2 separate regions of the Mus musculus genome follow, and region 1 is linked to region 2. Evidence: chromatin contacts called from ENCODE Hi-C or POLR2A ChIA-PET data. All regions are on one chromosome and are shown on one strand. Each heading gives the region's core, a stretch centred on a gene start or an enhancer-like site at or near the end of the contact. The rest is flanking DNA. Distances are from core to core; before and after follow the strand shown. Region 1 holds the start of Zfp943 (zinc finger prtoein 943). Region 2 holds the start of Zfp946 (zinc finger protein 946).

Evidence for each region. Hi-C counts contacts between places; a loop is a spot of excess contacts on that map. ChIA-PET counts read pairs that join two places held with the same protein, here RNA polymerase II (POLR2A).
Region 1: a loop to region 2 is called in a map of heart, with 2.3 times the contacts of the local background. The contact joins the promoter of Zfp943 here to the promoter of Zfp946 in region 2. A Hi-C loop is called at or near these places in 2 of 37 maps with a recorded cell type or tissue (T-helper 17 cell and heart). POLR2A ChIA-PET finds 5 or more read pairs at or near these places in 1 of 5 experiments (embryonic stem cell).

What each region holds. Positions count from the first base shown.
Region 1 is chr17:21,961,137-21,963,836 of GRCm38, forward strand. It overlaps Zfp943 (zinc finger prtoein 943), which reads left to right and starts at 1,423. Exons shown (of 4, transcript NM_001025373.2): 1 at 1,423-1,683. It overlaps Zfp942 (zinc finger protein 942), which reads right to left and starts at 1,328. Exons shown (of 6, transcript NM_001199048.1): 1 at 1,120-1,328.
Region 2 is chr17:22,422,825-22,425,524 of GRCm38, forward strand. Zfp946 (zinc finger protein 946) reads left to right here and starts at 1,378. Exons shown (of 7, transcript NM_198003.3): 1 at 1,378-1,605.

The DNA.
Region 1 (2,700 bases), core at 173-2,672, 460 kb before region 2:
ATCTTCCTCTCACAGCATGCATACTGGGCTGGACTATATCACAAGAGGAATGGCTAACTTAAGTGCCTATTAACACATCAAAGTCGACATTTTTGGCTAGAAGCTTTCCTGGCTCCTGGTTTTTCTCTTGGTCCCTCCCTGACCCCCATACCTAGTTCAGTCTGGACTCTTCAAGTGGCCTCTGGTTGTTTTCTGGTTCATACTGTAAAACCCAAAAATACCGTGTAAGCACCACCTTCGCAAGAACCAGGTACCTTCTTGGAATGCTGGGAGTTTTAGTTCTTGAGAAAATTGCAAAACCTCATGCATGGGAAAGTATGGTGGCCTATAGGTTTGTCTTTATAAAGCTCTGGAGCATGTGACCAAAGTCCATCTCTTGGTTAGTATTTAACAACCCTTACTCAAATGGTGGAATTGTTTGTTTGTTTGTTTTCTCCAGCTAATCTGAGCATTATCATGACCTACAATTAACCTTCTCCTCAGCCACACCTTTGGACAGTCATCATCTCATTTTCATTCAGCCGTAAGGTGTGATGTTAATAACTAAGCATATGAAGACACATGTCTGAATGCTGTATTTACATCAAAGAGAGCATGCATCTAAGATGGAACTCTAACGGGGAGCAAAACTTTGGTCAGTAAAACTTAATGTTTACAGTCATAATTTTGGTGCTTCGTAATGTATATTTTCTGATTCACTCAAATGTGTACTGGTTCCTCATAAGACTAATATCTACAAAGCTCTCTGGGAATGCCTATTTCCCAGGCCAGAGGCCACTCTCTCCTGAGTAGGCAAATGATGGGTCAAGGGAGTTAAGAAATCTAAGTTCGAGAAGCTTTGTAACTGCTGTAACAAAGAGAACCCCGTGTGCAAACTACAGTACTGCAAATGTTCTACGACACTATTTTCGGAAACCATTCTGGTAACCATAAGATAAATGAAACAAACAAACAAACAAACAAACAAACCACGATACACCCAGTTCATAGGATCTCAAACCTCCTGACAATGATAAAAATCCACAGCAGAATTGTGAGCGCGGCGTCCTTAAGAGCAACTGCAGAAAACAAGCCCCTGCTCCGCTCCAGCCCATTTCCCAGCCCCGCAGCTCCTCTGACCTGCAAGGTTCCAGGGCCGCCGGGCTGCGGTGCCCGCGGCTGCGCGGCTGATGGCTGACTCTCCCAGGTCAGCACAGGAAACCGCATCTGAGGAGAGTTTACGGCCTTCGAAAAGAACCAGGCCAGGGTAAGTCGCCCGCAGTGGGAGTAGAGACAACTTGGCTCCAACAGGTACCTAAGGGGACGCGGTTCCCAGTCTCTGGCCACGATCTTTGGAGCGGCTCCCCTAGCCCCGCCCAGGACACCACGGTTCCGGTCACGTGACAGCGCTAACGCCTTCAGGCCCGCCGCTTTCACTTCCTTAATTACGTTGGTAGAGTCCGTCCAGCTGCGTTCTCTTCTAGGTCGCCAGCTCCAAATGTCCAGGCCAGAATGACGTGAAAAGCCACCATTCCCCTTGCTACCTGTGTAATCCATGTGTACTCGAACTGAGCGCTGGTTTTTCGGCCCCAGTTTCCTCCGGAAACCGGAAAGCTCCTCAGACGCAGTTTCCTGGCTGCGGACCTGGGAGAGTCAGCAGCGCAGCGGCGGGCACCGCAGCCCGGTGGCCCCGGAAGGTCCCAGGTCAGAGGCGCTGCGGGGCTGGGAAACGGGAGGGAGCGGAGCAGCGGGGTGTTTTACGCAGCTGCTTTTATGGATGCCGCTCTCACAGTTCTGTTATCTTACCGTTGTCGGGAAATTGAGATCCTGTGAACTGGGGGTCTATCATGATTTTTTTTTTCATTTATCCTCCAGTTATCAGAATATTCAGTTGTAAAATAACTCATTAAAAATGATAGAGCAGTTGCATTATCTGCTGTTTGCTATTGTGTCAATCACAAAGCATACGGGACGTAAATGTATTCATGTTTCTAACACCCGTGTTTTACTAATTGCTTATTCAAGAGAATACCTTTTACTTCGCTAAATAGAACTTTGTATTTATACTAACCATATGAAGAACCAGTACAGATTCTTTTTTTTTTTGAACGAGAAAATATACTTTATGTTATGCTATGGTTGTGATTGTAAACATTAATATTTACTAAGTAGACTTTAGTGTTGTATGCAGTTTCGGATGTAAATAAAGCATTCAGAAGTGCGTCTTCATATGCTGAGTTCTTATGGTACACCTTAGGGCCAGGCAAGCTCACTATTGCTATGTGAGTGTATCAGACCACTCTATTGTTATGATTAGAAAACCCAGTATAGATTAAAGTTTTAGAAAGCATCTTTTGTACAACTACGATCACTCTCCTGTATCAGAAAAAAGATCTCTGTGGTTGAAGAAAAGCGCTCTGCACCTACATATGTGGCCAAGCTTTTTTTTTTTTTTTTTTTTTTTTTTTTTTTTTTATTGTAGGGTTTGTTATCATCAAGTCCTGTGGTTGTGGACATCCTGTAGGAGTGGGAATGCTTAGACTCTGCTGACAGGGATTTTTGCAGAGATCTCCCTTTGGACAAGTGTAGCAGTCTGGTTTCTATGGGAGACAATAGTTTTCTTGCAGTCTCTCCAGCTTTCTTTTCAGGATTCCTGGGAGAATGACTCTCTTTGTGTCTGAGCTATGTGTGAATGAGACTCACATCTCACATAGTTAAATG
Region 2 (2,700 bases), core at 128-2,627:
AGTCAAATACCCTTATTTGCAAATGATATTATAGTATACTTGTGACCCAAGAATTTCCACCAGGCAACTCTATAACTCAAACACACTTTCCCCAAAGTAGCTGAATACAAAATTAAAGCTATTAAATCAATAGGTTTCCTATATACAAATGACAAAGGGACTAAGGGAAAAAATTAGGAAAGCAACACCTTTCACAATAGCCTCAAAAAAAAAAAAAAAAAAAAAAAAGAGTATGTTGGTGTTAACTTTAACCAAACCAGTATATGACCTGTATGATACAACTTCAAGTCTTTGAAGAAAGGAAATTGAAGAAGACAATTAGGAAGTAGAATGGCTATTCTACCAAAAGCAGTCTACATATTCAACACATTCTTTATCCAAATTCCAGCCTGTATCTTACAGACCAGAGTGATAAAGTGATGTGCTAGGCACAAATGTCCTTCCCCTTGAAAATCCATTCATTTCTATGTTCATTTTCCTTACCATCCTGATCCTGACCATGAATCCCCTGTGCTTGAAATTTTAAATAATGCAAACTCACCACATTTTATTTTTTCCTGGCTATCAAGATTCTGTTGTGCTATCATTATATTTTCACTTACACAAATTGGGTCTTATGCTGATGTTTTCATTCATATTATGGTTGCTATGCTATTTACAGAGAAATATTCGGGAAAAGTATTTGCATTACCTAGTCTCTTTGCTATTGTGGCCAGGACAATGCTCCTGGAGTTTAACTTTATTCATGCTTTCCAAGTGCCCTGTTCTACCACTTGCAGTTTCTACCAAGTGTCCTTTACCCCTGCAGCTCCCCCGTGAGCTTGCACAGCTCTCCTCTTATTATTATCTGTCCCATACGTTTTTATCCACATTTTCATATGATTAGTCTTTCTTGTATTTCACATGTTTTAAGACTGGCTTTGGGAAGAAGCCAGGCTTTTTTACTTACTTTTAGTATTTTGTGTAGGGAATGGAAGGAAAGAAATCAGAATTGTGGGTATTGGTTGCCATTTGCTGAGCGTTTTTAAAAGCTCAGAAGGCTTGTATCTTAACTTCTTAGTTAGGCTGCCCATCTTTTATCTGAGGGGTTCAGAACTCAATTGGGACTCAGATATTGGGGTGCAGCGTCCTTACTTATCCTGTTCTGGTGTGAAAGCATATCGGAGGCTGTGCAGAGCAGGTCTAGGGCAGCCTGGCTGCTGGAGCTTTGTAGCAGGCTGCTTGAGACTGAGTGGGAGGGGCCGGAACCTCCCTGGGGCGTGGGTACTTGTCGGGCGGGGAGGGGGCCAGCAAAAAGAAAAAACCAGAGGGTCTAGGAAAGTAATTACGGAAAAGAAAGCGCCTGGCTTGAAGTGTTTGGGGGGAACCACGTGACCGGAACCGGGGCCGTAGTGGGCGGGTCTAGGAGAGCAGCTCCAAAGATCAAGTCAGATAGGAAAATTCACCATTCCCTTAGGTACTTAAGTGAACAACTTGTTCTCTAACCGGGGGCTGGTTTTCCTGTCCTGGTTATTTCTGGACCTAGGGAAAACTCGGGCCTGGAAGAGTCAGCCGTCAGCTGTGCAGCGGCGGACACCGCAGCCCCGCGGCCCTGGAACCTCCCAGGTCAGAGGCGCTGCGGGGCTGGAAAACGGGCGGGAGCCGAGGTGGGGGTAAGGGGGGGGGGGGGGATGGTTTCCCTGGACGCTGCTCTCCCAATTCTGTTGTGGATATCTTACGGTTGTCAGGAAGTTTGAGATCCTGTGAACTGGGATTTATCGTGATTTTTTTCATTCATCGTACATTTACCAGAATATTCAGTCATAAAATTACCCATAAAATATCTGGTAGAGCAGTTGCATTATTATATGCTGTTAGTTATTGTAACAGTTCCTGGAATGTAAATTCATTCATGCTTTCTAACTGCCTCGTTTTACTAATTGCTTATTCAAGAGAACGCCTTTGGCTCTGGTTAATAGGTATCCTCCAAGAGCTTTGTATATAATTGTCATATGAGGAAACGGTACAGATTTTTTTTTGAACCAGGAAGTGTTGGAAGCCGACCGCGGCTCACATGAACCGGATTTCACCTGGAAGCCAAGCTGGGGCTGAAAAGAGAGGGGAACTAGGCGGTGGAGAGAAAAATGGAGCTAAGTCAAGATTCCTGATCAAAGCTCAAATGTTTAATGGCAAATGCGCTTATAAAGGGGGGGGGGGGTGTGGTGGGGGTGGGGGAGGCCCATTCCCGCCAGTTCATCCTTGGAGCCTGGAACCAGCTGCAGGAATAGTCTCCGTCCCAGCTGGTAGCAGCAGTGGCTGAACAATAGAGTGATCTAGGTAGGAAGGCTCTACCCAAGGTAATCTCCTTAGTGGCAGCAAGTTCAAGGTCTGGCTTAGCCTGCTTCAGGCTGGGGGGAGGTTACTAGAAAGTAGACCGTATGGAGCACTACAGTTATTGCAGTAAACATTAACATTTATTAAGCATACTTTTTATTGCCCATGAATTATTCATCTGAGATGTATGCAGTTTAGGATGTAAGTAAAGCATTGAGAAATGGGTCCGTTTACAGGAAGCCTACAGCCAATATCAAATTAAATGAAGAGAAATTCAAAGCAATTGCAATAAAATCAGGAACAAACTAGGCCATTCACTTTCTCCACGATGTCTATTCAATATGAAACTTGAATTCTTAGCTAGCACAAGAAGACCGCTGAAGGAAA